Linked DNA regions of Homo sapiens: region 2 is linked to region 1. Evidence: read pairs that join two places in POLR2A ChIA-PET (ENCODE). Cell type or tissue: K562. All regions are shown on one strand. Links, peaks and the distances in the headings refer to the core of each region. The heading gives the core; the rest is flanking DNA. Region 1 overlaps IQGAP2 (IQ motif containing GTPase activating protein 2). Region 2 has its middle 12 kb from the start of SV2C.

Evidence for each region. Peaks named below come from ENCODE experiments on the same cell type or tissue, not always from the same donor. Only the 100,000 strongest peaks of a DNase experiment are listed, where the experiment ranks them.
Region 2: POLR2A ChIA-PET joins it to region 1 with 5 read pairs; 2 of 35 experiments call an interaction of 5 or more read pairs at or near these places.

The regions. Positions count from the first base shown.
Region 1 is chr5:76,446,672-76,463,509 of GRCh38, forward strand. It overlaps IQGAP2 (IQ motif containing GTPase activating protein 2), which reads left to right. Exons shown (of 36, transcript NM_006633.5): 2 at 14,899-14,998. Among named protein-coding and RNA genes, the nearest start is that of IQGAP2, 52 kb to the left of the region's middle. In K562, for the core only: no CTCF peak of the experiment used is centred there; DNase peaks (open chromatin) are centred at 9,050 and 9,270.
Region 2 is chr5:76,063,410-76,080,247 of GRCh38, forward strand. It overlaps a transcript of SV2C not described here, the pseudogene SAP18P1 and the pseudogene LOC100132039. Among named protein-coding and RNA genes, the nearest start is that of SV2C, 12 kb to the right of the region's middle. In K562, for the core only: no CTCF peak of the experiment used is centred there; no DNase peak of the experiment used is centred there.

The DNA.
Region 1 (16,838 bases), core at 7,341-12,340:
ACAAGAATTCGTTTAGAACCAAATGGCTTTTTGGTTTATGTACTGCAGTGTGTAAAAAATGGGTTGGCTCAGTTTCATCTACCAAATTAGAATGATCCTACCCTCCAAGTGTATTGTAAAACTTTTATGAACAGACTTAGCATATCCAGCATAAAAGTAGCCCATCCGTGAAAAAAGATGTGGGGAAAAAACAGATGGAATGAGAAAGTTCTGGTTCCTCTCTGGCCTGTGTTTTCCCTCTGGCCTGTGTTTTCCCTCTTGACGTGCTTCCTTACTTTGTGAGCACAAGTTTCAGTGGGTGCCAGGGGCACCAGTGCATTAAGAAGGTCATGCCTATTTTGCGACCAGTTTCCAGAAGGCTCTGCGGATCACAGAGATTGGTAGTAACATGGGGCATAGCCCAATTCAGCAGGAAACAGTTAAGAGCCGTTGTCGGCCAACCTCCCCAACAGCACTTGGGTTTTCCTGTTGAGAGCAGGGACTGAGAGACAGGACTAGCTGGATTTCCTAGGCCAACTAAGAATCCCTAGGCCTAGCTGGGAAGGTGACCACATCCACCTTTAAACACGAGGCTTGCAACTTAGCTCACACTCGACCAGTCAGGTAGTAAAGAGAGCTCACTAAAATTCCAATTAGGCAAAAACAGGAGGTAAAGAAATAGCCAATCATCTATCGCCTGAGAGCACAGGGAGAGGGACAGTGATCGGGATATAAACCTGGGCATTCAAGCCGGCAATGGCAACCCCCTTTGGGTCCCCTCCCATTTTATGGGAGCTCTGTTTTCATTCTATTAAATCTTGTAACTGCAAAAACAAACAAACAAACAAAAAACATGGGGCATAGCCACGTCCGTCGAGAGCTGCCAGAATCGGTGGGTCTAGGGTCTTGAATAAGATGCTTCTTCCCAGGAATGATGCCTCCCAGCTGGGTTCCCTAAGCTGCCTGCACATGTTTGACCAAGTGTGAGCTAAGCTGGGGTGGGTGCTTGGTTGGTTAAACATGAAGTTGCTTATGTGGCCTGAGACCTCTGGGCTGTTAAACCAGGAGCTGCTGGTATGCAGACCTATGCAGCCCGTGGGGTACACATAGCACATCTTCTCAAAAATGCCAATTTTACTAAGTTTGGGGGTGGGAACCCCTTCTATTTTAAATACTGAAACACAGATAAATTGTGGATTAAAATGAAAAATGGATGATTTTTTTAAAAGGGTGAGACAGACATGATACTTTATGCTAATTGGACTTTGAGCTGTGCCCCCAAATATTCCTTTTCACCCCTTGTTCATTCCATGTGTTTCCTCTCTTCTGCATGTAGGGTTTTCTATGAAAAAGCTTATTGCTGCACAATTTGGGAAGCCTGGGGATGTGTGGAGGTCCAGAGAGACTCAGAAAGGCTGGTTTGCATCTCCTAAGGGTAGCGTGGCTGGTAAGAGTCAGACTGCTGCATGGCTGTGCTCGCCATGTGTCATCTGTGATCTTGGACAAATGGTTGGGCTGTCTCAAGCCTCTGTTTCCACTCTGTAAAGTGGGAATAATACCAGTGTCATAGGATTGTTGTGGGTTAAATGCTGTGCAATGAAGAGGAGCTGGTGCTGGCTTTGTCTGTGTCTGTGGAAGGGTGGATAAGGAGATGAAGCCTCACCTGCTGCTTCTATTAGTGCCTCTCCTAGCCCTCTATCCTTACTTATTCATGTAGCAAGGTCTCTACATGCTGGAATTCACAGCCTTCTTTTATTGCTGGATCTCTTCTCTCTGCCCTTTGTCTCCCCTTAGATAACTCTAACTCCTCCAGACCTGATATCAAGATGAAAGGAAGGCTGGCTTGGGATCTGGAGTAGCTGAAGATCTGGAGTACCTGAAGACTACTCCAGAGGACTTTACCTCCAAGGGCAAGAAACCCATCTGGTGTGCTGCTCAAGGCTCTCCATAAGTGGAAGCATCAGGATAGTAGTGGGTGGAGCACTAGGAGAGGAAATGGGGAAGCAAGGATTTTGAAGGGCAGATGAGAGCCATTATCTTTAATCTCCATCCCCATTCCCATGGGTGCAGCTCTAAACATGTTGCAAGAAAAAGCAGATCCACATGGACTATGAATACTGGTCAACTGGCAAAATGAGCTTGGTTTGAGTATTAAATTAATAGTAATTATTATAATATCATCAGTGACTTAACAATTGATGCCCAGTGAACTGTACATGATTCTCTTGCAGGTATGTGTATTATTAGGTGTTCCAAGTCAGCCACCTTGAAAGAACTTTTATCAATAGAATGAACATCTGCCCAGCTTCTTGATTTTGAGCTGTCACCTGATCTTCTCACTTTCATCTCACAACCGTACTCCTCTCATCTACCCAGCTTAGAAACAGCTGTAAAATGACCTGGGGGTCTCCCTTCACCTATTCTGGAGAAGCTCAAAGACTTGGAAGGGTGGAGGGGAATGGCCCTCTTAGCTGTGTCCATAAAACAGAGACTTTGAAGGCTGAGGATTGGGACAGAAATGTGCCTTGATGTGTGTGTACGATTTCTCTATTCTTGTCTTCACTTCTCCAGATGTGTTTTGCACCTAACTTCCTTTCTCTCCCGTCCTTCAAACCTGACTTCAAACTCTCTTCATCTAGAAAACTGGCTCTGATTAATCCCATTATTGAACAACCTCTTTTCCCTCCCTCGGCTTTTCTATTCTTTCTACTTTAATGAGTTGGTACTTTTTCCAAAGGAGCTTTATAACTTTTCTCCAGCTGTTAAATGGGTCTTCTCCTGTTAGATTGTAAACTGAGGTACAAAGTCCTTCTTCCACCTTATCCCTTTTCTCTACCCATGAAGTGCCCTGCAACTATTTAAACATTAGTTAGAGACTTTGCCATGTATCAGAAGAAACACATTCTGTTGTTGTATTTATTGGTTTTAATTATAAAGCAGTTGGAATGCATTTTAGGATTCTGAATCTCCATAATTCTCTGCCAGCACTTTGCACCTAGTGGACCATTAGTAGGAATAATTTTCCATCCCTGCCTAGCTTCATAATTGTAGACACTTCTGCTGCACAAATGCTGGCAGGGCTCTCATGACTTAATTCTGAAATTGTATTTAGTGGCTAATACACAGAGAAGATTTGGCTATCTCCTCTGGTCTGCAGCTGACATGTGGCATGAGGGAATTTACATACAGTACCACGATCCAGTTCCCAGCCAAGAATTAAACGCCTGGAGGAGATCAGTTATTTAAATCTGAAGCAGTACAGCATGAATTATATTTAAGGTAGTTGCTGTTCTGGCTCTTGTATAAAGTTCTTTCAGCTCTGGGCTAAAGAATCATAATACCTGAAAACCTTCATGTCTGTTGTATGTTTATAAGAACATCCTTTTCTAAACTTGGGACCATTTACTTTCTGAGAGCAGTGGTACTGCATGTTAGAACAAAAAGCACACAACAAGCCAAAACCAAAATGTTTGCAGCTTTGTTGCCCTAGTGGGGTAAATTCTTTCCCATGAGAGAGCTGTTCTCTGTGTATTTTATACACTTTCCAAGTAGTTTACACAATCACGGGTTGTATACATTATCTTCAGCCTGCAAACTCGATGTGAACCTCACCCACTCTTGCCAACCCAACTCCCTTCCCACATCAGCCATTCCGTTTCCTCCTACTGCTTCCTGTGCTGTTGACCTAAAAGAATAAAAATGTTTGCACTAATATAATAGGGTACCTCCAAAACATAAAGGTCAGTGAAGACTAAACAAAAACCAAGAATAGTTTTAAATACACACCAACTCTATAGAGCAATCTATTAGCTCTAGGACCTTGAGTAAAGCACTTAACCCATTTGAATCTTAGTTAAGTGGAGGTAATAATAGGAGGTAATAATATTTGTCCCATCTATCTGATGAGAGCTGTTTTAGTCATATGAGAGAATTTATGTGGTAGCACTTTATAAATATGTACTACTTCTATGAAACTGAAGAGCTCAGCATGTTTGGTTCAAGTCTTGCTGCTTGCTGTTGGCACCATATGCAGTGTTTTATGACTTCTCATGAGTCTGGTCTCCTTACAAACCCTAAATGTGTGGACCTGAGCTGATTTTCATATCCTACTTAAACCAGAGAAACTTCTTGCTAATGAGAACTAGCCTAGGTGGCTTTAGTCCTGAATCTAATCACATTGAAATATATTCTTGATCCATGACTGTATTGTCAACATATCCCCATTTGCATAGTATGATCCACTTGAGAGCTGAGTTTTTGGCAATCTTTTTTAAATTGCCCTGAATCATGTGTTAATTCACACTCACTAACAGCATATGCTTGCATTAATAGCACCCATCTGTTCAACATCATAGTCTTCTAATTGTGTCTGTTATATTAAACTTCTCTTCCAAATATAAGTTTTGACTTAAAGTCAGCTCCTTAGTATATCCCTGGAACAGTGAAATGCCTTTATGTTTTGTCCCCTTAATTGAACAAGCTTGTCTTTATGTAAATTGGCATATTGGGGTGACTTTCTGGTGCCAAGCCATGGCTTGTTTCCACCTCCACCATCTGAAGTCACGAAGTGTGCTGGCTGTTACTTGTTGACTTCCTTTTTCTTCCCCCATACCGTGCTCCTCTTCCTCTTGTTCCTTCTATTGCCAGTCCTGCCTATGAAAAGCATCACCATGTTTTTCTTTCTTCTTCTAATTTGGATTTCATGTCACACAGGCTTGCTGCAGCCTTCTCGTCACTGTCCAGGTTAGGTTCCCTTCCATTCATTCTCTTTCACTCACCTCTTACCCTACCTGTTTTCTCCCATTAGCCTGTCACACCCACGCTATCTCTTTAGGCCGTTGGGCCTTCTAATAAGATATCATGGCATTAGTCATCTTCTGATCACTTCCTCTCTGCTGCCTTTGAACTTCTGTGATTTTTAAAAATACGGTAAAACTGACTAAATATTCATTGTACATTTTGAATGACCATGATCCTTTTCTAGAAGTTCAGATAGATCAGTTAGATGCATGAAAGTCATCCTTTGCAGTGGACCTGGTATTAATGCTTATTCCTCATTATTATTATTTTTTTTTCTGCAACTGAACATTAAAACAAATTTAGGCTGGACACAGTGGCTCACGCCTGTAATCTGAGCACTTTGGGAGGCCAAGGCAGGCAGATCACTTGCGGCCAGGAGTTCAAAACCAGCCTGGCCAACACAACGAAACCCCGTCTCTACTAAAAATACAAAATAATTAAATGAACGTGGTGATGTGTGCCTGTAATCCCAGCTACTTGGGAGGCTGAGGCATGAGAATGGCTTGAACTCAGGAGGTGGAGGTTGCAGTGAGCTGAGATCACACCACTGCATTCCAGCCTGGGCAACAGAATGAGACTGTCTTAAAAAAAGAAAAAAATTTAATCTCTTGTTATTTCTGATATAGATATAGTAAAGTAATACAGGTAAATGGTATAGAATATTTGGAAAATGTATAAGAATTAAAAAAAAAAAAAGAACAAATCTGACCTCAGGTGATCTACCCGAGTGCTGGGATTATAGGCGTGAGCCACCACGCCCAGCCCTTGTTTTTTTCTTTTCTTTTTTTTTTTTTGTTTGTTTTTATTATACTTTAAGTTCTAGGGTACATGTGCACAACGTGCAGGTTTGTTACATATGTATACATGTGCCATGTTGGTGTGCTGCACCATTAACTCATCATTTACATTAGGTATATCCCCTAATGCTATCCCTCTACCCTCCCCCCAGGAAGGGGGACAGCCCTTGTTTTTTCTTTTGATCTTATTACAACCCTGGCATTCCTCATGTGATCTAATTTGTCAATATTGAATATTAATTTTTTTCTGTTGCTGGACTATATTTGAGATTTTTGGATCTCTGAGAAAAAAGCCTATAATTTTACTTTTTATACTTTCAAGATAGTAACATTAATTTTATGTGGTTTTCAGGGAAAAACAAATTCACACAAATCTATCTGCTGATTAACAAGATATCTATAATAATAGCGACACTCTCAGAAAAGCAACACCCTCAGAAAAGCCTAATGGCTGCTGATGTCATCAAGCATTTACATGCAGGGAGATAGTGGCACTTCAGTTTAGTAGAAAGATCATGAACTTTGGAACCAGTTGTTTTGAATCCCAATTCTGCCATTTACCTGTTTTTATGATCTTAGAATTACCAAAGACTAAATTAGCTAACCTCTCTGAGTTTGTTTCCTATTCGAAAAATGTATTTTCCAATCAATTCCTATCTTTTTTTTTTTTTTTTTTTTTTTGAGATGGAGTCTCGCTCTGTAGCCCAGGCTGGAGTGCAGTGGCGCAATCTTGGCTCACTGCAACCTCCGCCTCCCAGGTCCCAGTTAAGCAATTCTCCTGCCTCAGCCTCCTGAGTAGCTGGGATTACAGGCTTGCGCCACCATGCCTAGCTAGTTTTTATATTTTTAGTAGAAACGGTGTTTCACCATGTTGGTCAGGCTGGTCTTGAACTCCTGACCTCATGATCCACCCGCCTCGGCCTTCCAAAGTGCTGGGATTAAAGGTATGAGCCACCGCACCCAGCCTTCAATTCCTATCTTAAAGAGGAATGCAGGGACTAAGAAGTAATATATGCAAAATATGTGATGTAGTAAGTGCATGTTAAGTATTAATCCTTTCTGTCTGTGTTTTTTTATTAACACATCATAAAGAGCTTACATTGATTAGAGGAATAAGTTATGTGCTGTATAATATACAGAAAAAAAACCCACTTGTAACCAAGAGATTGTTTTATTTTCTTGCATGTACCATTGAATCATGTGTGATCTATTTTTTCATTTTTCCTAATAGTCAAGGGAAAATTAAGCCAAGGCTCACTGTTCCCTTGTCTTCTAAAGCCTCCAACTTTGTAGGAATATCCTCTGCTATTTTACTATTTGGGGTGGTTTTTGTGAGGATAGGGACAGGGTGTTAGCAGTGACTTGCTACTCCTTGGGAACAGCCCAGAGGACTGTTGTTATAAGACCTGCTAATTCTGCTTAACAGTTGTAAAATATTATTATTTCTATGGGGCATTAAAGTTTATGTAAATATCTGGGTCTTTAAACTATTCATTATCTATAGAGAATAGGGAGAATTACTTTAGGATTGGTTCTAAATAACTTGAGACATTTTGCCCTGACCAACAGTTAAAGCATAAAAGGTTCATACCGAGTCATAGGGAGTTGAGTTTCTTTCCCTTCTTCTAAATATAGTAGAAGCTTATCCAAACTAAAGATTTTTAAATTACCTTCTGTTGTTGGAGTTAAATTTTTTAAATTGGCCTTGGAAACTTGACACTTCATTCTTTCTTACTGAGATCTGTATGGGGATGGGAGGACAGAGTGTATAGGAGCAGGCAGTGGGCAAATGGAATTTTCTCTGTGCCTACTTGGTAATAAGTAAGAGGTTTGGTTTCCAAACTGTGTCTTGAAATTGTAATTGTCCAAGAAATCCCAAATCTAGGAATCATTGCCTATAATTCTTCCAAATTAAGCAGGGTTCTAGATACACCCCACCCACAAACCCAGTCTGCAGGCCAGCCCTCTGTATATGGGCCTTAATGTCTCCATGGGCTGCTTTGGGTTTCTAGATAATGAAAAAAGAAATTAGATATATATATATTTTTTAATTATTATTATACTTTAAGTTTTAGGGTACATGTGCACAATGTGCAGGTTTGTTACATATGTATACATGTGCCACGTTGGTGTGCTGCACCCATTAACTCGTCCTTTAGCATTAGGTATATCTCCTAATGCTATCCCTCTCCCCTCCCCCCACCCCACAACAGTCCCCAAAGTGTGATGTTCCACTTCCTGTGTCCATGTGTTCTCATTGTTCATTTCCCACCTATGAGTGAGAACATGCGGTGTTTGGTTTTTTTGTCCTTGCAATAGTTTGCTGAGAATGATGGTTTCCAGTTTCATCCATGTCCCTACAAAGGACATGAACTCATCATTTTTTATGGCTGCATAGTATTCCATGGTGTATATGTGCCACATTTTCTTAATCCAGTCTATCATTGTTGGACATTTGGGTTGGTTCCAAGTCTTTGCTATTGTGAATAGTGCCGCAATAAACATACGTGTGCATGTGTCTTTATAGCAGCATGATTTATAATCCTTTGGGTATATACCCAGTAATGGGATGGCTGGGTCAAATAGTATTTCTAGTTCTAGATCCCTGAGGAATCACCACACTAACTTCCACAATGGTTGAACTAGTTTACAGTCCCACCAACAGTGTAAAAGTGTTCCTATTTCTCCACATCCTCTTCAGCACCTGTTGTTTCCTGACTTTTTAATGATTGCCATTCTAACTGGTGTGAGATGGTATCTCATTTTGGTTTTGATTTGCAAGAAATTAGATATTCTTATTCAGATTTACACAGCGGACCAAATGAATTTTTCTCTTGTGTGAAATTTATAAATAATTCTTCTATTCTGGAAAGACATCCTGGGTTTGGAGACCCAGGCTTGGTTTAAAAACAAATGAACAGTCTGATGCAGTGGCTCACACCTGTAATCCCAGCACTTTGGGAGGCTGAGGTGGGCATCCCTCAGGAGGTCAGGAGTTTGAGACCTGCCTGGCCAACTTGGTGAAACCCTGTCTCTACTAAAAATACAAAAAAAATTTAGCCTGGCATGGTGGCGCATGCCTGTAGTCCCAGCTACTTGAGAGGCTGAGTCATGAGAATCGCTTGAACCCAGGAGGCAGAGGTTGCAGTGAGCCAAGATCGTACTACTGCACTCCAGCCTGGGCAACAAGAGCGAGACTCTGTCTCAAAAAAAAAAAAAAAAAAAAAAGAGAACAAACAAAACCAACAAGTGTTAAGTAGATGTTTGTAAGTATGAAAATAGTGTGGGGACTTTTGTATGAAAGTGGGATTAAGGAACCCTCTTTCATGTGTAGATCCTGATGCCATGTACATTGAAAGCATATTTGCAGAAAAGGATAAATTATTTTCGTAAAGCCTAAACTATCTCTCCATTTTCCTGCATAATTATGACAAGCTTCTTAACTATTCCAGGCCCTAGTGACCTCACTGCAACAAAGAGGGTATTGGCAGCCAATCAGGAACTCTAACTCTTGTTGGTAAACTTGTCTTGTCACTGTTAGTTACCCTCACTTCTCCACCTGGGAAATTCTTCTAATGCCAAACTTGAAGATTTGGGGCTTTGTGTTATTATGGTAGGTGGCCATAGTCGCTTACAGCCTTGTCTAACCCGAATATCCTCTGAAGTTGTGTGTTGATTTATAACTTTGGAAGGTTCTTAGAAATGTGTCATGGGGGAACAGTTCCAGGAATGATGTGGAAGGCAGGCTTTCCATAAAGTTCCCCTGCCCTTAGTATCTTGTGTGACTATTATGAGAGCAGCAAACTTCGTAGGACTAAACTTGGAAGGACACAGCATCTCTGCCTTGAAGCACAAAGTTGAGCACACCATTCAGCAGCCTTTACTAAGCACCTATTATTTCTTTTGCCCTTGGTAGGGATATAGAAATGGATGAGACTCGAGGGCCTGTGCTCAGTGTCTCATAATTTTAGTGTCTTGATGAAGCCATGTTTTTAACATGGGGGTGGCAGTCTCTTTCATCGTTTCAGATTCTTTAGAGTGCCTGTGAATACGTATTGGTTTACTAACAACTTCGGCCTAGGGTTTGCCTATTTTTCAAAAGAAAATTCAGTTTAAGGAAGTTTGATTATGTAGTCCTTTAAAGCTTAAGATTAAGCAGTTGTGAAATACTTTTGGAAGCTGGTATGAAGCAGGAATGTACCACGGGTCAAATTTACAGAGGGTATCAGCTTACCTGAAATCTTGGACTTTAGGTTCTCTCATCTTTATATTCCATTCTCCCATTCCCACCCCAGTTTTAGTGTCTTGGAATCAGTTCTCTTCCTTCTAGTGTGTTCTTTGATGTATAAATGCCATCTCTGATAACTATTCTTTAAGTTGTGAGAGGGGGCAGATATCCTTTTAGGTATTTTCTTCCAGATAAAAGCAGTTCCCAACTCTTAGAAGATGGTTCAATGAACAATTGAAATGAATTATCTATTCAAGTATACTTAGGATTCCTTGTAGAAATTTTGAAACACATAGAATAACAATGTGTATTTATAATGCTAAGGCTGGGCACCATGGCTCACTCCTGTAATCCCAGCACTTTGGGAGGCGTAAACTGGAGGACTGTTTGAGCTCAGGGGTAAGTTCAAGGCCAGCGTGGGTAACATAGTGAGACCTTTTCTCTACTGAAAATAAATAAAGGTTAAATTTTTAAAAATACAAAATAAATGCTAAATTGTGGACATATTTTTTTCTTTCTTTCTTTCTTTTTTGAGACAGGGTCTTGCTTTGTCACCCAGGCTGGAATACAGTGGCGCGATCATAGTTTGCTGCAGCCTCCACTTCATGGGCTCAAGTAATCCTGCCTCAGCCTTCCGAGTAGCTGAGACTATAGGCTTGCACCACCACACTCAGCCAATTTTTTGTATTTTTTTGTAGAGATGGGGCTTCACCATGTTGCCCATGCTAGTCTCAAACTCCTGAACTCAAGGGATTCATTCACCTTGGCCTCCCAAAGTGGTGGGAGCTACCCCAGCCGGACATATTTCTATGAATTGGTAATTCCTGGTTTTCTGCTTTTCCTTGAAGAGAAACACCCTAAATAATACCCTATTACAGAACAGATTCCAAGCCCTGGTTTTGGGGCCTCTTGCCAACCCTCCCTTCAATATATCCCTCAAATCTAAGCATTTCGTAATTATGCCAAACTTTCAATTGTTTAATAAAAACTTTGAGAGACCTTTTGAGTCATATTCATCACTTTGTGTTCCATCTCCATAATAAACTGGCACCAAGCAGCCACTCAAATGTTTGTTGAACAAATGAGTGAATTTTAATACAAAGTGTATGGTGGCCTTGGTGTCTCTGTGTGAAGGTAGCAGGTAGAGAATAGGGGAAATTAAACAGCGACCATGTCAACTCCTTATTGAATTAGGTAGATTTTGGGCTATTTTTACATTGGATTTTGTACGTGTTCTTTGGGAAATGGACTCCTAAAGGACCCTTTCATTTCTAATTTATACTTCTATTTCAAAATACTCTCTAACAACTTGCTTTCATTCTGCTCCTTGAATCTGTGAATAAGCCTTATTGTGTAATTTTCATAGAATGCAATTGCTTTGAACTGTCATCTGATGCTGCAAGTGGTATTTTGTGAGTTGCTAATACATCAGAAAGCTGTGTTCTTCACAATGTCCTCATGTTTTTTGTGGTTCACGGCAGCAAGTAAAGATGAACTGTGGAGGTTGCAGTTAATCAAGTTACTTTAAAATGAAAAGAATTTTGAAGCCACTTAAATGACCTGCTTCTTGGGCTTGGCAGTGACAAGTCCCTTCCTGGGCCCACTTAGATTTAACAGCAGGAGGTACTGGGCAAAGAATAAGGGCTGCAATGTTGACAGACCTTAGTTCCGGCCCTGGCTTTACCATTGACCCAGCAAATAGCTGTGGGCAGTCCCTTTCCCTTGCTTGACTTTGGTTTCCTCATTTATAGGAAAGAGATAATGCCTATCTCTGAGGGTGATCATGAGAACCACAGAACCACACAGTAACATATGGAAACGTCCTTTATAGGCAGTAAAGCCACATCTTAAGTGAATTATTTTATTAGCTCCATGATGGATCTTTAAATGACAGTGTTATTATCCATGCCAGTGGTTCTTATCAAAAGCCACTACTTAGTAAATATTGAGTAATGCAGAAATATTTGCAGGCAGTCTCTGTGGCCCAGAAGGACTTGCTTTTGCTGTTAAGATTTTCTCAAATTCCCTAACCTTCCTAGACTTACAATTTGACAGTAGATTATGAAAGGTGTTCTCTCCCATTCAAGGAAGGTGAGGCCAAAGTGTGTGTAGTTAGAAAGTCAGTGGGCCAGGCAGAAGGTCAGAAGGCAAGGAATGGGTATGTACAAGGAAGTCCCATGAGGGTACACATTTTTTATACTTATTACCCTGTGTCTGGTGCTTTGACTCACATGTGGCACATAGAACCTACGAATTGAACATTAGTTGAGTAAAGTCCACAGAATGGTGCTATCTTTGCTCCATTAATGATCATACTCTTATTGAGTGTAAATAAATAAAATTACCTCACAGAGATATTTTGGAGCCCTTTGGGAGCCTTTCCCGATAAGATATTTTATTTTTTCATCATATATTTTTACAGAGCATGCAGCCTGTGCAGGGAGGTGTGCTGGGCACCATGAGGACACAAATACGTCTTCTAGGAGTTTACTGTTAACCAAAGCAGGATAGGAGGGCATTTTGAGCTGAGACAATCAGGAAGACTTTGGGAAGAAAAGTGCCCACTGGGTCAAGCCTGGAAGATAGGTAGGATCCCACTAGATGGGGTCAATATGTTGCAATTGCAATTTAAAGCTTTGTGGGTGTGTATTTTAATTCACACATTAAGTAAAATCTCTTATTTGGACAGGATGATAACAGAGTTTGGGAGCCCCTCAGCAGCTGTCCTGGGCTGGTACAATATTGCATGGTTTGTGGAGGCAGTTGTGGGCAGAGGCCGAGGGACGGGGTTCTGCTGGGGCTTCTGTCTTCTGCTGGGGGGTTAGTTGAGGCCGGAAGGGTGCAGCAGCATAGGAAAGATGGGGAGAGCACCGCCTTTTTAATGTGACTCCAGTGCCCACTCTTCCAAGTTGGGGATGGTGTGACAAGCACATGGGCTCCCACTAGGAGTTTTATTTTGGATCCAAACCTTACTGTTTCTGAAGTACTTACTATAAAATGAAAATATCCTGTCAGAAATGGGAAAGTCTTTAAGCTGAAATTAAAAAGAGAAACTGGAAATCATGAGGTATCTTGGGGATTAACTGTTCAGAACAGTAGAGATGGAGGATTAGGTGATGGTATGTGAGTGTGGCAGGTATCATTTAAGAAAACACAGGGAAAGAAATATAACTTTTTTTTTGAGACAGAGTCTCATACTGTCACCTAGGCTGGAGTGCAGTGGTGCCATCTCAGCTCACTGCAACCTCCGCCTCCTGGGTTGAAGCGATTCTCCTGCCTGAGCCTCCTGAGTAGCTGGGATTACAGCTGGGATTACCACCGCGCCTGGCTAATTTTTGTATTTTTAGTAGAGATGGGATTTCACCATGTTGCCCAGGCTAGTCTGGAACTCCTGACTCAGTAATCTGCCTGCCTCGACCTCCCAAAGTGCTGGGATTACAGGCGTGAGCCACCGTGCCTGGCCTAAAAATTATAATTTTTAAAGTCTATTCATTATGGAGTAATGATGAGCTCACTTAGTGAGGATTCACTGGAAGGTAGTTTTTCTGTACGCGCAGAGTGCTATCTATGTGCAAGGAGCCCTGACAAATTGGCAGGAGACATGAAGATGATCAAAAGCTTCCTCTAAGGATCCCCTAGTTTGGAGAGACAGACAGACTGATTTACAGTGGGGGGCTTTTCTGATGAGTGATGTAATAAAAATGTGAACTAAAGTGCCAAGGAGAGCCAATGGATTTAGATTCAGAGATCCATGGAATTTTGCCTGAGATGATGTGAAAGGCACCACCTGCAGAAGGTGGGAGAATGGCTTTCCAGGCAGAGAGAAGGGTGGAGCAGAAGCACTCAGCGTTGGAGGGAGTGGTGTGGTCCTGGAACACGGTGCTGCCTGGGAGCTCTGGCTAAAGTGTGGGCTTCCTGGATGTGGGGAGATGCAAAGTGCTCTAGAACTTGTTCTGTAGGAAATAGGGGAGCCATCAAAAGTTTTGAGAGGGGAAGTAATAAGGAAGACGCTTCTGTTGGCCATGGGGAGAATGAGTGGAAAAGGGGTAGTGGCTGAGTGACTAGACCTGTTCTGAGAGTTTTATGGGAGAGACATTAAGACCTGGACTCTCGCAATGGAGGTGCAGAGGAAGATTGAGAGCTTCTGTACTTTTCTGAAATGTGAGAGCTCAGTTTTAAAGTTTAGATTGGACTGAGTTTATTAAAGAAAAAGAAAATGTTTTTGACACATGTCAATCTTTGTTGACACCCGTTGGTATCAATGCTGTGGGGTGAGGTCTCCATGTTCAAGGAATGGAGCCACAATGGAAAATTGGGAGTGGTAGGAAGGGGGATGGGACAAGGATGAGGACATCCATGGAAGCTCCTGCCCGTTTGCACACTGCTTTTTTTTTTTTTTTTTTTTTTTCCCTGAGACTGAGTCTAACTCTATCGCCCAGGGTGGAGTACAGTGGCACAATCTTGGCTCACTGCAACCTCCACCTCCCAGGTTCAAGTGATTCTCCTGATTCTCTTGCCTCAGCCTCCCAAGTAGCTGGGACTACAGGTGCCCCCCACCACACCTGGCTAATTTTTTGTATTTTTAGTAGAGATGGGGTTTCACCGTGTTAGCCAGGATGGTCTGGATCTCCTGACCTTGTGATCCGCCCACCTCAGCCTTCCAAAGTGCTGGGATTACAGGCGTGAGCCGCCGCACCTGGCCTTGATTCACTTGTTAGAAATAATACTGTAAAAATAAAAAAACTAGCCAAGTGTGGTGGCGTGTGCCTGTAGTCCCAGCTACTTGGGAGGCTGAGGTGAGAAGATTGCTTGAGCCCAGGAGGCTGAGGTTGCAGTAAGTCATGATGGCACCACTGCACTCCAGCCTGGGTGACAGTGCCAGTTCCTGTCTCAAAAAAAAAAAAAATAAAAATAAAGGAAAAGAAATGATATTGTAAAATCCAAAGGCAAATTTCTCTCTCTGCCTGGTGTTTCAATACTCCTGTCTCTGAATGTTAAATGTTCAGCTGCATATGATTTTTTTCTGATTGATTGTCTCAGGTGTTTAATGAAGACTGCCTTTGTAAATCACATGTTGTTATCCTCTATTTCTAGCTATTGTGGACGATGAAAGGCTCTCTGCAGAGGAGATGGATGAGAGGAGGCGGCAGAACATTGCTTATGAATATCTGTGCCACTTAGAGGAAGCCAAAAGGTAAGATCCAGACTTAGTCTATTTGTGCACCATCTCTTGGAGATAAGCTTTGTGATAAGGGCGTGGGATTTGATGACCAGAGGGTTCTGAAATGGGCCAGCAATTCTAAAGAGTTGTCGTAGTTGGAGATGGCCAGGGAGAGATTCTTGCCTGCACTCAGTGATTTAGATTTGGCCAAACCTCCCATGCCAGGAGGCCAGTGGGCTAGGGGATGACCCCTCCACACTCTGCTCCACTCCTGAGTCACAGCTGGGTGCACATCACACTCCTGTGCATATGCTACATAGTTCTAATAACTCATTTGCAGTCTTGTTGGCAGCAGGATAATGGGAGAAGAAGCATCTATTTCTTGCAAATGGTTGGGCAGAGTTGAGAAAAAGTTGATGCCACAGCCAAAGTTGAGGCACTAGGAGGAAGGCAACTATTCATTTCCCTGCCTCGGAGCCTCCCAGGAAATCACGGGGCCAACTGCAGATTGTTTCAAATTCTTCATCTCACTGGCTTGGATGTAGAGGAGCAACAATGACTTAAATCAACTTCCTTTTTCCGCAGAGCTTCCTTGGGTCTTTTCCCCACTCGCAGCCCAATGATGATAAATGCCCAGCAGGACAGTGGCATATCAGACTGAAGTCCATCAGTCCCTAAGTAGGTTTATGACAGCAATCTCCTCTTTAAACCGTGGGTGTGTGGCCACTTAGGGTATATTGTCTCTAAAATCACATTGACTCTTTTAGGCTTTTTAGATTAAATAAATGTTGCGTTCTCCAAGGAGAAAGTGAAGATAAAGAGTCCTAAGTGCAAATACTTTCCTCATGAGAGGAATTGAGAGAACTTTATCCTTTGTGGGGTGAATACTACAGAGTTCATATACCATGAGTTAGAGTTTGATTGAATGCTTTATGCCAGGGTGGAGCGACAGTATTGTTCCCTGGACAAAGATATGTTCCAGCCCTCTTAGCTATATAGAAATAAATACTTGGTTAAATGGTCACTGGTGTTAATTATCTCTGATCACTGATGAATGGCTATCTACAGAACTAGAATGATGAGGTTTTTAATCAGTATTTTGGTGACACATGCCCTAATTTGACATCAAAATTGCTTTCAAGGGGTTTCTCAGAGTTGTTTAATATTTTAGTAGTGTCACGTAACTTTCTTTAGGCTCTAAAAACCAAGTTTTAAAGATTGTTTAACATGTCTGTGAAGTCTACAGTTAGGTTGCAGGATGCTAGCGATTCACTATCAGTCTAAGATCATTAAAAACATGCTTTTAGTCAAGTTGTCGCAAAAAAGTTAGATAAGGAGATTGATTCATAGGCATTAGAAAGAAGTGGTCCCAACCACTCCTGAGGCTAAGGTGGGAGGATCACTTGAGCCTGGGAGGTGGAGGCTGCAGTGAGCTGAGATCGGGCTGCTGCACTCCAGCCTGGGTGGCAGAGTGAGACGCTGTCTTTAAAAAAAAAAAAAAAAAAAAGGAAAAGAAAGAAAGAAAAAGAAAAGAAAAAATATACTTTCAGTGAATAAGTTCAAGGAGATAGTAGAAAAACTTACTTTTCTATTGATACTCACTTTACATTTTGTTTTTGCCTCCTGTTTTTAACAAGTGGGAAGGGGTGTCATGTAGAGGAAAATGATATGTGATTGGGAGTTGGTTTGCCTAACTTCCTGGTCCCAGCTCCACCACTTACACAAGCAGCTTGACCTTCCACAGACCATTTTACCTGTGGGAAGTTCAATTTGTCCCCTCTGTAAATGAGACAATCAAGATGATGTTACTTATTGCCCTACTTATTCATGGATTCAAGGATTTTTAAAAAATCATTTAAAGAAGGTGAAAGTA
Region 2 (16,838 bases), core at 5,238-10,237, 390 kb before region 1:
GTGCTGCAGCTATTTACTGGTAAAAGTGTCAGTGAAGGTGTCTGGCTCTTTGAAGGCAGCAATGCTGAAGGGTCTGGCCTTCCATCGGTGGTAGAATCATGGTAGTAGTGCCCAGTGCTGATGGCCAGGAGATCTTCACTTGAGCAGCCCATAATGTGATTTGGACATTCACTCCCACTATGCAGGCTTTTACTCCTGAGCCTATGGTCCTCCCAGAGGACTTCCCGAAGGACCCAATATCCTTTGAGCAGCTTGACATCATTTAATAGATTCCTTTTCCAATTGAATTGTCTCATACTCTTTTGTTTATAAGAACCCTGAGAGAAATACAGATGGAGTTTTTGAAACATGTAATAAGATTTTATAATTCAACACCACAGTTTTATAACCTTGCCTCTCCAAGAAACTTGCATTTTATTCCTAAAGGACTTATTTGTTTTTTACTGAGTGTTTTTAAAACACATTTGAGGAGATATAAACAACATTTAAACAATTTTACATGATATCCTTTGAATTATTTAGAAAGGCAGATGTACCCTGGATGCCTATGAGTTTTGTCAATCACAACTTACAAAAACGATTTTTTAAAAAAAGAATAAAATACATAATGATAACAATGTGGTGGGGAACAAGGGAGGAAAAGAACAGCATAGCATGAGGAGGGCTGCAGCCTAAATATAAGACTATCCTCTTACTCCACACAGATATTTTGGGTATTTCATAATAAGCCCTCGCTGCTGCACAATGCAGAGGGAGATTAAAGCTAATACTAGACTTCAGGACAGGTGAGGAGAGTGTGGAACAGAAATCTGAGAAAGGACTGGAGGAGAAAGATTCCAGATCTCCAGATCCAGATTCCATTCTCTTTCTTCAAAGAAACCACAGAGCTCAGGCCCTGGACGTGAGAGGAGATGTGAGCCTTCCACAAGGGCTCCTCCCACCAGGCGGGAGTCTTCCTTGAAGCATGAATGTGGCAAACAAACAAGCAAAAGCAACACAAGAAAAAAGAATAAAAAATGTGTGCATTAAACTTGTTATGTGAATAGCTGTTTCTACTTGGAGTGAAGCCCTTAAGAGCCTCTGTTTTAGTTTTGCATATTGCACATCACTTGCTCCGTCATCATCCCCAAAAGCATTTGTTAAAGCCTTCTCTTTGTGGGGTATTGTGTTAGGTCCTACTCAGAGCAAATCAGGAAGAGATGGTTCCTGGCCACTGGGAGTCTACAATTCAAATACCAAGGAAGGGCCCCATCGTTTTCCTTCTTCTCCGGATCCCTTGTAGCAGAAATCCAGTTTATATTTTGGCAGGAACTGGATTGAGATGGTCAGAAGGTTAAGGTCAACCTTTCCCTAACCTTTCCTCTTTCAAATATCGTGTTCTGAGAACATCAAAATGCTATATTAACTGCTAATATTTTTTCTATTGTTAAAGTGATTTTAAGATCAAACACATCTAAATTCTAAGAACAATGTATTTATGAATAATCAAAAGAACAACAGAGAAAGCTATTTTCCTGTCTTCCTTTTTCTCGTAAGTATTAGATCTAAAAGAATCTTAAAAGGGAAAACAAACCTTGTAATTTATTACTGCCTTTGTTATGTGAGTGGTTGGTTTTGATGTTGTTGATAGGCTTATTTAATATCACATTTTTAGCTTCGCTGGAAAAAATTCTCTGAATGTTTTGGTTCCCCAAAATTATTACGTATAATATAAAAACAAGATTTCAAGTAAGAACAAAATACTGATCTGAACCTTCAGTGCATGTAGCTTCAGCAAATAGAAACTTTTGTGGTTTTTAAAATATAATTGTATCCCTTGCCTGATAAAATTTTCTTATAATACCTTATGCAACAGCAACCTGTGACTGAAAATAGAAAATGGAATATACATTTTTAAAGTAAAATATTTCTTTTTAAACATCGTGCATCAATACCTCGAGGCCAGAAGTCTAAATATCTGTCAGAAGGTGGCAAACCAGAAATTATAAAAATCAAAGACATGGGAAAAACACATTTATCTTAGCTTCCTCTTCATGGGGATCAAAGTTCACACTAAGCACAGTGATTACATCTGTTTAGTAAGCCGTCTGCCTACAATGAACTTCAAAATTTATTCTTTCTAGTTAAGAAATACGTAATTTTTTATGAACGGCATAGAGAAATAAGAAATAATCTTTAACATTTTGAATACTTCCTTCCTGTGTTTCTATTAGCTGTAGTATATGTAGTTGAGATCACACTACACATCAATTTTTACACTCTAGGTTTTTCGCTTAATATAATTTAATGCTTTATGTTATTAGAAACTGTCCATTGGTATCATTGGAATGGCTACTTGATATTTTATCAAACAGGTACACCATAATATGCTAAGCCAGTCTTCTATTTTTAGATATTTAAGATATTTCCAGTTTGTGCTGTTAGAAATAACACTGCATTGAACAGCTTTGCGGGCAATGTTTCCTTTTAGGGTTCTACTTTAGGATAGACTCCGGAAGGGGGATTATTGCACCAAACAGTAGGAATGGTGTTAGAGCTCTTGGCATGTGTTGCAATTTTTTTCCTTAACCCCTCAAATAGCAGCACCAGTTTAAACCACTTTCAGGGTCTATCAGAAAGGACCTTTCCTGACATTTTAGAAGGATCTAGAACTAGAAATACCATTTGACCCAGCCATCCCATTACTGGGTATATACCCAAAGGATTATAAATCATGCTGCTATAAAGACACATGCACACGTATGTTTATTGCGGCACTATTCACAATAGCAAAGACTTGGAACCAACCCAAATGTCCAAAAATGATAGACTGGATTAAGAAAATGTGGCACATATACACCATGGAATACTATGCAGCCATAAAAAAGGATGAGCTTATGTCCTTTGTAGGGACATGGATGAAGCTAGAAACCATCATTCTCAGCAAACTCTCACAAGAACAAAAAACCAAACACTGCATGTTCTCACTCATAGGTGGGAATTGAACAATGAGAACACTTGGACACAGGAAAGGGAACATCACACACCGGGGCCTGTCTTGGGGTGGGGGGAGGGGGGAGGGGGGAGGGAAAGCATTAGGAGACATACCTAATGTAAATGATGAGTTAATGGGTGCAGCACACCAACATGGCACATGTATACATATGTAACAAACCTGCACGTTGTGCACATGTACCCTAGAACTTAAAGCATAATAAAAAAGAAGAAGAAGAAAAAAAAAGAACCAGAATTCTGTGTTGTTTCATCTTCATATGTTCCTCCCTGTTTTAAAAAGTAACTGAACTGAGGTTCACATGAAGGGATGCTCTGAGAAAGAACCATGCACAACTGTCTTTGTACAGATCTTGTTGAAGACATGGTCCTCTGTGTCACCAAAGGACCCTGTTAAAAAAAAAAAAAAAAAAAAAGCATGGTAGAGAAATTGCTCTCAGACTTCATTGCCAAGGAAAAGTGAACAACTGGTATCCATAGTCATTTGGAGTCTTACAGCTATGTGTGTTTATTTTGCCATTGGCCAGTAGGGAGTTTAAAAGCTCACTTTGCAGTGTCATGGAAGGCTTACTGTTTCACTTTATTTTGGCTTCAATCTAGTTTTCTCACCTTAAAAACAATTTTTACAATTGATTTGTTAACTACTTTAAGTTCTTAAAGAAAAAAGATGTGATCTAAATTAACTAATACATAATTTTCCCTTAAAATGTTTTTGTCAAAAAGATATTGTCACTTTGAGTTGTATTTTACTGAGTATTAGTAAAATTGAGTATTTCTTCATTACTCATTTATAGTTCCTCCTTGGTGGTTTGCAATTTATTTTCTTTGTCCATTTACTTACTGAGGTCTTTTTTTTTCCTTTATAATTTGTGTTTTGTGTGGTAAGACTATCAAGCCTATCAAACTTTTTCATATTTGTCACGAATATTTTCCAGTTATTTTTTCTGACTGTGATTTTTTGACTTAAAAAAGTCTCTTTGTTATTTAGTATAATTTTCCACAGTATCTTTGGAAGCAGTCAATGAATTATTATTATTGTTATTTGTAATTTCTTCCATTGCTTTTAAGCTTAGAAATTCTGCACTGACTGAGAGGTTTGACAAATATAAACTTCAATTTTATCTAGTATTTAACTGCCTTAATAATTTTATAATAACTCTTTATTTGAAATTAATTTTGGTAAAGTTCATGTGGTTAGGATCTAGACTGATTTTTTTCTCATTCCCCTAAAATTCCTTTAAGATGTTGTATGTTGTTAAATCTATACATTGACTTTGGAAGAATAGATATCTTCAAAATATTCAGATTTTCCATTCAAGAGTATATGTGTCTCTATGTATTCAACATTTCTTATATATCTTTTAGTAAAATGTTGTGATTTTATTCATGTGGTTGTCACAATTTTCTTGCTAAGTTTATTCTAGGTATTTTATGTTTTCTCTTCCTTTTATAAATAGTATCTTTTCCAATTATACCTTATAATGGATTATTGCCAATATGTAGAGTAGTTATGAATTTTTTGCCCATGTGTCTATATTCAGCCATTTTACTAAATTAACTTTCTCTTGATGTTTATCCATTTACAGTTCTAAAACTATCAATCATGATAGTTTCTTCTACTTTTTTCTTATTCTTACGTCTCAAATCTTTGGTCCATATTTGTATTCCATTAGCCAGAGCTTGTAAAACCAAGCTAAATAATGCTGATGATAATAGGCCTCTTTATTTCATTCTCACTTTAATGGGAATGCCCCCAGTGTTTGCTTAGTAAGGATAACATGGTTGTCAGTTTGACATAAATATTATCTTCCTGAGAATGTATTTCCTTATACCTAGATTTCTAAAGAGTCAGGAGTGGGTGTGAAATTTTAAGAATTAACATTTTAACATATATTGAGATACAATCATGGAATTTTCTTATGTGATCATATGATTATTATTAATGTATTTCCTAACACTAGAATATGCCTTCATCCTGATGAAACCTATGAGGTTGTGTTTACTCTTTTTTAAAAAATATATATAATGCCATATCCAATTTGCTGGGATTTTGTTCAGGATTTTTGCATCTTCGTCCACACTTGAGATTGTTCCATAGTGTGTGTGTGCATGTGTGTGTTTGTATTATCACTGTAGGTTTTTGTGTGTCATGGTTTTCCAGTTTCATAATTGACTGGAAAGTTTTCAATGTCTTTGTACTCTTCAAAATAGTTAACATAGTAGCAATTATCTGATCTAAAAAAAGTTGAAGAAATAATTGTCTATATTCTTATTTATTTATAACTTAAAACATTCCAAGAAGAATGAAAGAGGTTTTACCAAAAGCTATATAAGAGGACAAAATGTAACTAAGACAAAATAAACTATTTGCATATATGTATCATAATTTTTACTGATACCGAGAGTTGAAAGAAAAGTTCCTTAGGTCACCTTAAAGGATACACAGCCCGACCTAGAGAGCAAAGCCCTTGCCACCATCCCCACAGTAGTAAAATGTTTCTTATAATATGTTGTATACAGGTTCATGGCATAACACAAATGCATCAGTGTAATTAATACCATCTGCAAAGTATACAAAAAATGAAGTGCAAAGAAAAGAAAAGAAAAACAGCTCAGGTATGCAGCTCACCCAGTTGGTCTCACATAATAGGGGTGTAACATTCAAAGTATCAAATGGATGCATTGCATGGTCTTCAGCTCCTTCCTAAATATGTTTTAGTTACAATTGATCTTTTCATAAGAAATGAGCAGAAGAAGGTTTGAAGTTGTAATTGCTCTCTGCCAAGAATCTGGGGTGCAGATTCTCTATATCAACACCATATGCTTTGAGAATCAATCAAGGAGGACAGGGGCTGCCTCCCCTTCCAGGCCATCTGTCTGACTTTATGGCTGCTCCATCTGTCTGAGCAGCTCCATTCATGGCTCCATCCTCTCATCTCAATGAGGCTGTGGAAGTGCTGGAGAGTGACCCTTGCCTTTGGGTATCTCTCCATGTTGCACTCTCTACCTTTCAGTCAAGCCTCTGACATCCCTGATCGTCATTCTGCTGCCCTGTAGTGTAGGTCCTTGTTTTGTCCTGTACAGGGCCCCTCCGCTCAGGCCTCACATTCCCTGTGGTCCTGGTGAGTATATCAGTCAGGCAGCTTATCCCTCCACTTGTCATGTGCCCCAGGTTGGGCCTTTCAGACTCTCCCGGGAATCCCAGGCTAGTCACACAAGGATGAAATGCAGAGGCAGCCGAATCATTCTAAAGGCAGAGCCTGAAAAGATGCTTCTGAGAGTTCAGCCATCTCCTGGCTCCTGTCTTTCCCAAACCTGGTTCTTCATTTCTTTTGGGGATTGTCTTTGCTTCTCCTCTCTTTGGTTTTCTTCCAACCTCTCTCCTCTCTCTCTTTCTCACTGTCTCCAACCCCCGTTTCTCTCTCTCTCTCTCTCACACACACACATACACACACACAAACACACACACACACACACCCTTTCGTGGCCTAAGTTAGTCTCAGGTTCATTTTCTGATGTTTGCAGATCCTACACTGATAACAGGACACAAAATTAGATTCCAGGTCTGTGCAGCCCCTTTGGGTTGACACCTGAGTTGTACTGTGTGCTGGCTTATCACTTATTCCTGGAAACTGTCTCTCAGGTCATCTTCCACAGTCTGCAGCTTGGAGTCCAGTCCTGCCCCACACCTGAGAACAGCCCAGGTCTCCAGGGCCCCAGCCCACACCCAGGATGCTAGGCTTCTCTCATCCTGGAGAGGAGACAGTTCCTGGGGGATTTCACCAACCTGAACCCTCATCAGATTTCCACTGCCCACCTGCCCATGATCCAAGCAGAGTTCTTTCCATTTGCTCCTTTTACTCTAAAGAGCCTCATCAAGTGTCCTGTTTATGTGCATGTGTTTCCAGGTAACAGGAAATCTCGCACCACAGAGACAACTGTGGTTGTCTCCTGCCCAGGCCTTGTTCTATCAGGCAGGTTTCTACTGTCCCCAAGGTTAAGGCACTCTGTAAGGAAGAAGATAGCAATTTTCAGTGGCACTTCAGTCTCTTCTTCTCCCCTGAGGTAAATCTGGACATGCTTTGTAAGTAAGAATACATAGCTCTGCCTTCTCTGGGACTCTGAGGTCTCAGCACAATCACCTCTAAGAGCACTGCTCATTCCCACTTATCTTTGAACACTGTCTGGACTTTGTCTTCTTTGGGAAGGGTGGTATGTAGAAGGTGGCCATAAAAATGATATGGTACCAAAATGTCAAGCCTGCATGTCAAGTTCTAGCCATCTTTTGGTAGTTCATGAACACTGCGCTCTATGCTCTTCTGGTCTTACCTATCAAGGAAATCTCTTCACTGAGCATTCTGAGAAGTGATGATCTGGAATATCTTCTATCCACTATGCTACTTCTGCATTCCCTCTGGGACAGTTTGGAGAAATGTGTTTTGAGATCTCTTTGATGGAAATCCTATACCAGCTTCTCTTCTTCCAAGGACTCCCTATGCCTCCATTTTCAGGAAGTCTTCGGAGATGAGTTACCTCTTCTGGATGCAGGAGTTGCACAGCCTTAAGGTGATATCTGAGGCAGTGAGGCAGAGGGACAAGATGGAACCCACCATACTTTTAGGGTACCCATTAGTGATGTGACTCCACCTCCCGTGGGATGAATGAGAAGGAGGTGGAAAAAGGGTAGACGCTTCTTTCCTAGGTTTTTTGAGAGAGCAGGCAAGTGCTCCACAGTCCTCAAACACAGAGCTTTTAGTAAACTATAGCTTAGACCTAATGCCAAAATGGGGCTTCCTTCTCCTTCCCTTGGAATTGACAATAACCTAGGATAAGCTTGATTTGACTTTATGTCAGTCATAAAAGTGTGATTTGCAGAGAATCTCTGGAAAGTATGTGGAGAAGACGCACCGAGCAGGAGTTATAAAAGAACCTGCAGTTCTGAGCTGCCGATGCATATAAAAGTGGGCACAAATTGCATTATGGGAGATTTAATGTTGGTATAGGATGCACTGTCATGCAGGAAATGGCTAATAGAGTACCCAGAAACCAAACTTGGGACTGGGAGTTGAGTGAAGAGATAGTTTTAAAAATATCTTTATTATCAGGGAAGAGCTGTAGTCTAAGTGTAGAGAAAGGGAAAACCAATTAGACAGACTATTAATACCGAATGTTTCCATCATTAACACTCATTGTGTTGCTGCTTCTCAAAAAGCCATTTGTGACCCAAAAGTTGGTCAGCACCAATACCTTTAGATCATGCTAAAAATAGAAGTGAACCTAACTTCCTGAGAGCTTACTACATGCATTTTTAATAGCTAGATCATGTAGGGAAATCAGCATGTCTATTATTAAAATAGAAAAGCTGAGTGTTAGAACACTAATTTGGAGCAGGAAGATTATACAAGACAAATTCTGAACATGAAGATGATAATTTTCCCTTGAGCAGGAAAATAATTTAATAGAACTCAATGCATTAATAGACCTATAGTAGAATGTTAAAAAGAAATTCTAGCAGTGAGAATGGGGAAGACCTACGGGAATATTCAGAGTTGAGCTATAAATCATCTGGATACAGAGGATCCACAACACTTGCTCCAGAGCTTAGAGCAGCAGGAGAAATCACTGAACGAAAAGGAGAGAGAAAAAATTCAAAGAGATTACCCTTGTCAGAAAAGGGGCACATGTTTGTTTGTTTTTTTAACTAAATTTTAAAAAAACTATAGATATGCAGGTTTCTCCAGATATTGTTATGCCATTACCCCTCCAAAGAAGGCACTGCAGAATTTAAAGCCATGAGTTCCTTATATAGAAAAACTCTTGATAATCCTTATTTTGGAAAACAAAGTTCAAGAAAAAATGTGAAAAATTAATTAAATGTGTGAACAATTATTCAAAATGTGTTTAGCACCTTTCATATGAAAAGCATTGTGTTGGAGAGTTTGTGGGATTTAATATTGTAGAAAATGTGATGTCCTTGCCCTCAAAAAGCTGTTGTACTACAGGAAATGAAATGGAATTATTTATAATGAAACTGGTAAGTAATGAGAGCCATATATGCAGTTGACCCTAAGAGCTAACAAGTGTGAAGCTGGGCAGGATGCTTTTCCCTAATGGCTGCAGAATTACAGTAGAGAAGGTGGTATTTGGTATCTCAGGTGGTGGGTATAGCTTGATTAACTTTACACAGGAGTAGAGAAACTTCTTTTTCTCTGGGTAGATACCCAGGAGTGGGATTGCTGGATCAAATAGTAGTTCTACTATTAGTTCTTTAAGAAATCTCCACATTTTTTCCATAGTGATTGTACTAGTTTACATTCCCACCAATGGTATAAAAGTGTTCCCTTTTCACCACATCCAGACCAACGTCTATTATTTTGATTCTGATTATGGCCATTCTTGCAGAAGTAAGGTGGTATTTCATTGTGGTTTTGATTTGCATTTCCCTGATAATTAGTGATGTTGAGCATTTATCCATATGCTTGTTGGTTATTTGTATGTCTTCTTTGGAAAATTGTCTATTCATGTCCTTAGCCCACTTTCTGTTGGAATTTTTTTCTTACTGATTTGTTTGAGTTCTTTGTAGATTCTGGATATTAGTCCTTTGTCAAATGTATAGATTGTGAAGATTGTCTCCCACTCCGTGGGCTATCAATTCTGCTGATTATTTCTTTTGCTTTGCAGAAGCTTTATAGTTTAAGTCCCATCTATTTATCTTTGTTTTTGTTGCATTTGTGCTCGGTTTCTTGGTCATGAAATCTTTGCTTAAGCCAATGTCTAGAATGGTTTTTCCAATGTTATCTTCTAGAATTTGTATGGTTTCAGGTCTTAGATTTAAGTCTTTGATCCATCTTGAGTTGATTTTTATATAAGGTGAGAGATGAAGATCCAGTTTTATTCTTCTATATATGGCTTGCCAATTATCCCAGCATCATTTTTTGAAAAGCATGTCCTTTCCCAATTTTATGTATTTGTTTGCTTTGTCGAAGATTAATTGGCTGTATGCATGTTTAGAGCATCACAATTCGCAATTGCAAAATATGGATCCAGCCCAAATGCCCATCAATCAATGAGTGAATAAAGAAAATGTGGTATGTATGTGTGTGTATATATATATATATATATATATATATATATATATATATATACACCATGGAATACTACTCAACCATAAAAAGGAATGAAATAATGTCATTCACAGCAACCTAGATGTAAATGGAGACTATTATTCTAAGTGAAGTAACTCAGGAATGGAAAACCAAACATCATATGTTGTTACTCATAAGTGGAAGGTAAGCTATGAGTATGCAAAGGCATAAGAATGATACAATGGACTTTAAGGACTCAGGCAAAAGGGTGGAAGGGCGGTGAGAGATAAAAGACTACACATTGGGTACAATGCACACTGCTCGCGTGATGGGTGCACCAACATCTCAGAAATCACCACTAAAGAACTTATTCATGTAACAAAACACCACCTGCCCCCTAAAAACCTATTGAAATAAAAAATAAATTAATTTTAAAAAAAGAAGTAGAGAAACTTGATGAGTCTGTGGGGTATGCCAATTAGCCCAGAATATCCATGTCTTCTCATCCCTCATTGGTTGAGGGTTCACAGACCTACTGTGCAAGCACTGGGGTGGCCAAGGGCAGAGATGGGTCAAACCATCCTGGCCTGTGTCATTCAGAACTTCCTCTGCAGTGAAGGCTCTGGCTCTCTGGTGGGCATTGATTTGAGACACACGAACAGGCAAAGGAGTTTGCACTTTAAATCACTGTGTAATCATGGAGTGATTTAAAGCAGGTAAATTGTGCTTCTTCTGGGAAGCTGTACTTCTTTTTGGAGTCTCCAAACCAATCCCTGGGACCCCACAATGCTGTGTGATGCGGTTCCACTCTTCTCAGCCACCATTCAGGTAATGGTAGCTCTTCTTCCTGGGACTGAGACATGAGGAACATCCCCCTTCCTTGCATCTTACCAGATGCCACATTTACTGAGGCGAGACATTTTCTGAGTGACAAAAACTACCTTATCCTAGATGTGCAGATAATATAGGAACAAACAACATAGAGAGATTCAGTTATTGGCCTATAAAGCAAACTCAGGGTACGGCCCTGAATGGCCTAGAGTTTCCTTTAGTTCATCTCTCTCCTTCTTAACAAGAATGTTTTCCAGACATCAAAATCTGCCTCTTTCAGAAAAAAGTATCTCTTGTGGGCATTTTCATCTTCCTTTCTCATCTCTACCCTACCACACACTTCTAAGTGACACACTGCCTTCCCCTTTGAGCCACCAGAGGAGGCTAGAGACCTCTTCCGAGTTTCTTTCTCTGACCCTGCCTGGGGCAGCTTCTTCCCTTTTGCTTGTTAAGATACTGAAGCCATTCTGACTTTAGGCAATTATTTGTCAAACACATTCTATGATGTAGTAACTGTGCTAGAACCTTGGAATACAACAGATGGAGACATCCATCTTGTTTTCCCAACAGAAATAAACTTGAAACACAGCTCAACTCAAATCAGTAGACATTTGTGGAGTATCTACTGTGTGCCAGGTGCTCTTTTAGGGCTGGAGAGAGTATAAGGATGCTTTCAGCTGTGAGCAAAAGTCTCTAACTTAAAGTGGCTCTAAAAAATAAAAAAGAGGAAATGTATTACTACACAACAGAGGTAGGGCTGTTCCAGACATGGCACACCAGGGTTCTGGCACCACTTCTCTGAAATTCACTTGACTCTTACATCCTTCATGTGTTATGTCATCAGGCTCCCTCCCCTCCATGATTCCAGGATATTTGCAAAGTTCTATATGTCACATTCAAGCAAATAATGTCTAAAGACACAAATGGGACTTCTTTGCTGCATTTATATTTTCGGGAGTAAGGAAAGCTTTCCCAAAAGCTGTCTAGAAATCTTCCCTGCAAATGTCATTGAGCAGAATTGTGTTACAAATCCATGCCCAAACCAATAACTGAAAGGGAGAGAGGAATTATCATGACTGATTTGGACCAATTAGAATGTAATGAGCCCATTCCCTAAAGCCCACTCCCTAAAGGTCATGTGAAAAGTGGTAGATCTCAGTTTGCTGAGGGGGTCGGAGCTCTGGGCAAGAATCTCGAGAGCTTGTCAGAAGAAGATGGCAGTGGAGTCATGCGTTGCACTGGAAGAAATTAACAAAGATCTGGAGATGCCCACCAACCAAGAGAAGACATGTCCAAGCTGTCCTGTGGTCCAGTGAGTGGCAGATCCACACTTAGATGGATGCAACCTTGAATTAACTGACTAGATTAGTAAAAGAAGTCTACCCAGAAGCTAGAAAGAAGGGCACAAACTTCAATTTTGCAGTTGTTTTATGGATCTTAAAAGACATTGCTATCAAGTAAAGGAAACTGGAAGTGTCATGTCTGGTAGAAAAGGGGTGAATGATGAATAACCCTAAAGTGGCAGCAGTTCCAAATAGATTATTTGCACATAGCAATTACTCCTCCAAACCAGGCACCACTTCTCTCAGGGCACATGAGACCATATTAAATTTTATTTACTATTTTTTGCATTTATTTTCCAATTAGTTATGTAAAATTCCTTATATAGTCTTTTTCATCTTATTTCCATTGAGCCTTTAAACTCTAAACACACTGTAATGCATCTATGTAGGAGTTATATTTGGTTGTGCTATGGAATGAGCATTAATAGAAGGTCCATATTGTTTCAAGCCCTGCTGTAAAATATGAAAAGTGCTCTTAGCATTCTGTATAAAACTGTATTGTTAAATATATGTGTGTAGTTTTTGAAAAGGTAAATCCCTAAATAAAATCAGGATTCTCTGAGGTAAGCATAAAGTATCATATGTGTATGGAAGCTGGACTGGATGTTGGTAGGGCAACCAGCAGAGTTGGATAGAAGATTGATCTGGTGCCTTTTTAAATATGATTGGTTATTCCTTATAGTTTCCTATTGCCTGCACATATTTTTCTTCAAGTACAGTGAAAATTATGACCAATAGTTCTAACTATTGAAGTTTAACTAAAGAAGTCTTTCTTCAGGAAAAGATTGAAGTTTCTTTTGTTATATCTGCTGGTGCTACTTCATGTTATCATGCTTCCTTGTGTGTTGTTATTTTATGTGCTTCATTATTTTCTAACTTTCATTTATTTATGTGATTTTTTTTTGAAGTCCAGGATGAGGGAGGGCTCCTCCACATAGGATTTGCATTTCTTTCTATCAGGGATCTGGGAAATTACCAACCCAATATTAAACTGAATTCATAGTTTGTTGAGAATTTGGTGCTAGAGAGCTCTATGACTTGTATTCAGTTGAAATTTCTCAGGTAAGCATATTCTACCTCTACTGCATAGCCACATTCTCTTGCTTTACTAAGCATCAAGGCAACATTTTCAGCAGTCCCCTATATTGGTAGAGGTAGGGAGCATTGATCTCTGGTTTCCCTTACACTGAAAGTGTAAACCTTCAGGTTGCTTGTAATGGAGGGTGGGCTGTGCCTCACTATTAGATTCAATAACTTGGGCAGGTCCTAGGTTTTGTCTTGTATCCCCCTCACGTTAAAAAGGCAACGAAAACCTACCCCATCATATTACTATCAAACATCTCGTAAAAGGATAGGAGGATGGCTGTTTAAGAAGTATTCATTAGAATTTTACCATTTAGCAAAACCCAAATGAAATAGTGGATAAGTAGCAATAATCATCAACAACTGCTAACATCACAAAAGTGACAATTAGTATATGCCTCCTAATTAAACGACACATATGTAGTAGTTTCATTTAAAAAAAAACAAAACCTGCCTCTGATAAGCCTCTCGATCTATTTTCTGGATTGCAGGAAATACAGGGAGCAGCAGAGCATGTTAAATAGCATAACGGGAACGAAATCAGTAAAATCCAGACTGTGGAGAGCTCTACAGGACATATGGTTTCTTCATCCATAGTAAATTCTGAAGGGAAAAGAAAGGAAGGATGAACCAATAGATAAATAGAGATTTAAGAGACATATCAACCAATTGCAATGTATGGTAGACCTTATTTGGATCTTGATTCAAACAAACTAATTTTTAAAAACATAAAATAAGAGGGCGAGTAGGAAGGTAGGAGACAGGGGTGTCTATGGAAACAATGTGAGTTACCCAAACTCAGTGTGGCAGCACCCTTCTGGTTCTGGTTGCTGATCTTCCACAATTTTGGAAAGGAAATGGGGGCACCAGCCACAAGAGCAATCCACTTGCCAAACTGCCTTCCTAGAACCAGGACCTGTCCACATGTCCATGGCTGACTTCATAAGTGGGAGCTCTGCAGCTCCTTGGGGCATTTGGTCAAGACTACAATGAGTTTTGGAGTCAGAGGAAAGCTGAAGAGCACACTGAAGGGGAGAAACAGGGATAGGGTCCATGTGGATCTGGGTGTAGGCTTAAAGGACCCCACCAATAGAACCTGGCCACCAGAGAGGTGGCCTCTTAAACTTTAGAGTTGTTTAATATATGGAGCATGGAGACCAACCCCTTGTTTGCCCAGGTCCAAGGATTGTACTGGTTGGAATGAATACCTGTGTGTATACTAAATTGCCAAGGATTAAGGCAGGATTAGTGTTCAGGAAGTGACATCAACTTAGGAGTCAATCAGGAAAGTTGTAGAGTGACCTGGAGGTCTGAGCATGCTAGCCACATCTAAGAGTAGTGGGTGAAATAACCTGATGAAAGGAGATTTATAGCAGTAGGTTTCAGGGAGGAGGGATGAAGAATGTTCTGGAAGTAGCAATGCAGAACAAGGACATCACCTTCCTATCTCCAGACACAAGTGATGCAAGCATTGGAGGGAAAAGTCAGCCATCACTTGAGAGGGTTGTGGGAGAGCAGCCTCTTAGGAGGGCAAGCCATACTTCCATGAGAATAGAAAGGTGAAGAGAATACTTGGAGATGAGGTTGAGGATATTGGGCATTTTGCTAACAGTGGACTTTGAAGTCCAGGAGGCATAGTCAGAGGGTTTCAGGAGCTGGATAGTGAGAAAGGGACAGAATACTGGATGTGCTGAGCCTTATGAGTATTAGAATGTAAGAGATGAGAAAAGCACTTGAGATTTTGGGGCTTCTTGTGTTCACTGATACAAGCAGGCATTAAGGGCTTAACAAGACGAACATTGGTAGACTCAAAACATACTGTTTTGACTCCCGCGGGCCACAGCCTGACACGGGCATGCCCCTACCCCCTGGCTCCCACAGCCACCTACCGGAGGCATGGCACAGGGAGGGCCTCGCCTCACTGTCACAGCAGCATGGCACAGCAAGATCAACTTCATGCTCGGTGCCAAAGCTGATGGCAAGACCATTCTAAAAGGCCTCCAGTCCATTTTCCAGGAGCAGGGGATGGCAGAGTCTGCACACCTGGCAGGTTAATGGCTAGTTAGCAACCTACAGACAGAAACACAAAAACAGCATCTTTGCCAATTTGAGAATTTACCTACATGGATTGGTGTTGCTGGACCTTCAGAGTTACAATGATGACTTGCAGGGCAAAGAAGAGATCGACAGCCTTTCAAACAATGTAGAAAAAAGAATGAAAGAATTGAGTCAAGACAGTACTGGGCTGGTGAAGCGATTACCACCTGTAGTTTGAAGAGGGGCCATCAACAGACATTGGTCCACCACCGATGGGCGCCTGGTTGAATATGACATAGATGAAGTGGTGTACAATGAAGATTCACCTTATTGGAACATTACAATTCTACACTAGAAGCAATTTGGAAATATTCTCATCCTTAGTAGGGATGTTGATTCGGCAGAGTGATTTGGCATATACCTGGGCCATCACGGGCAGCAGCAAAGCAGATTTCACTGGCAAAGAGGTACTGCTTCTCAGAGGCTGAGATGGGGGCATATTATGAGAAATAGTCAAACTAAAATCAAAGATGGTCACTATGGTAGAGATTGACCAAATGGTGATTGATGGATGTAAGAAATATATGCAAAAAACATGTGGTGATGTTGTAGACAATCTTAAAGGAGGCTGCTATCAGGCTCTGATAGAAGACTGCATTCCAATACTGAAGAGGCACACCAAAGAAGGGAGAGAATTGGATTGTGTGACTAACGATTTGACAGCTGTTCCAATCTCCACATCTCTGGAACAAGATTCCATGTGGGAGTTTCTCAGACTGATTTTTGACCCATGAATGAATGTATTGAAACAGGATGGGAAATATTTTACACAGGCAAACTGTGTCAATCTGACAGAAGCCCTGCCACTCTATGAAGAACAGCTTGGGTGCCTGTATTGCCTTGTGGAATTCTCAAAGGAGATCGTCTATGTCCCTTCAAACTTCGAATTGTGGGTATTTTACGCTGTCTGGAAGAAAGCTAAACCCTGAAGATGAATATCCCTTAATCACAGGTGCTGCAAATGGCCTTTTTCACTTCCATATGCTGTACATGACATTGAAACAAGTCAGGCAATTGATTGTGAATTCCTTGAAGTTTTCTTTTTAATTATTATTTTTAATTTTAAAAAGCAAATGGCAAATGTATATTTTGATGAGCTTAGGGTGTTTTTTTTTTTGAAAGCCAGCTGAAGGATGGTTCAACAGCACAGCAAAGACTGCCAAATGCACTAACACCCTAGAATGTGATTTTTGTTACTTTTTATTTCTCCGTGGGCTTTGTTTTTTTGTTTTGGTTGTGATAGACTTTCAATTTGGATGTTTGGAGGAATGAACATCATTGTTTTGTTCTGGAGGGAAGTTCTTGGTGGTGTTTCTTTCACCCAATATTGACTTAGATATTAAAATGTGGTGCTTATAAGACAGAGTTTAAAAAAAATGAATAGTAATACTTCGATTAAAATTACAAA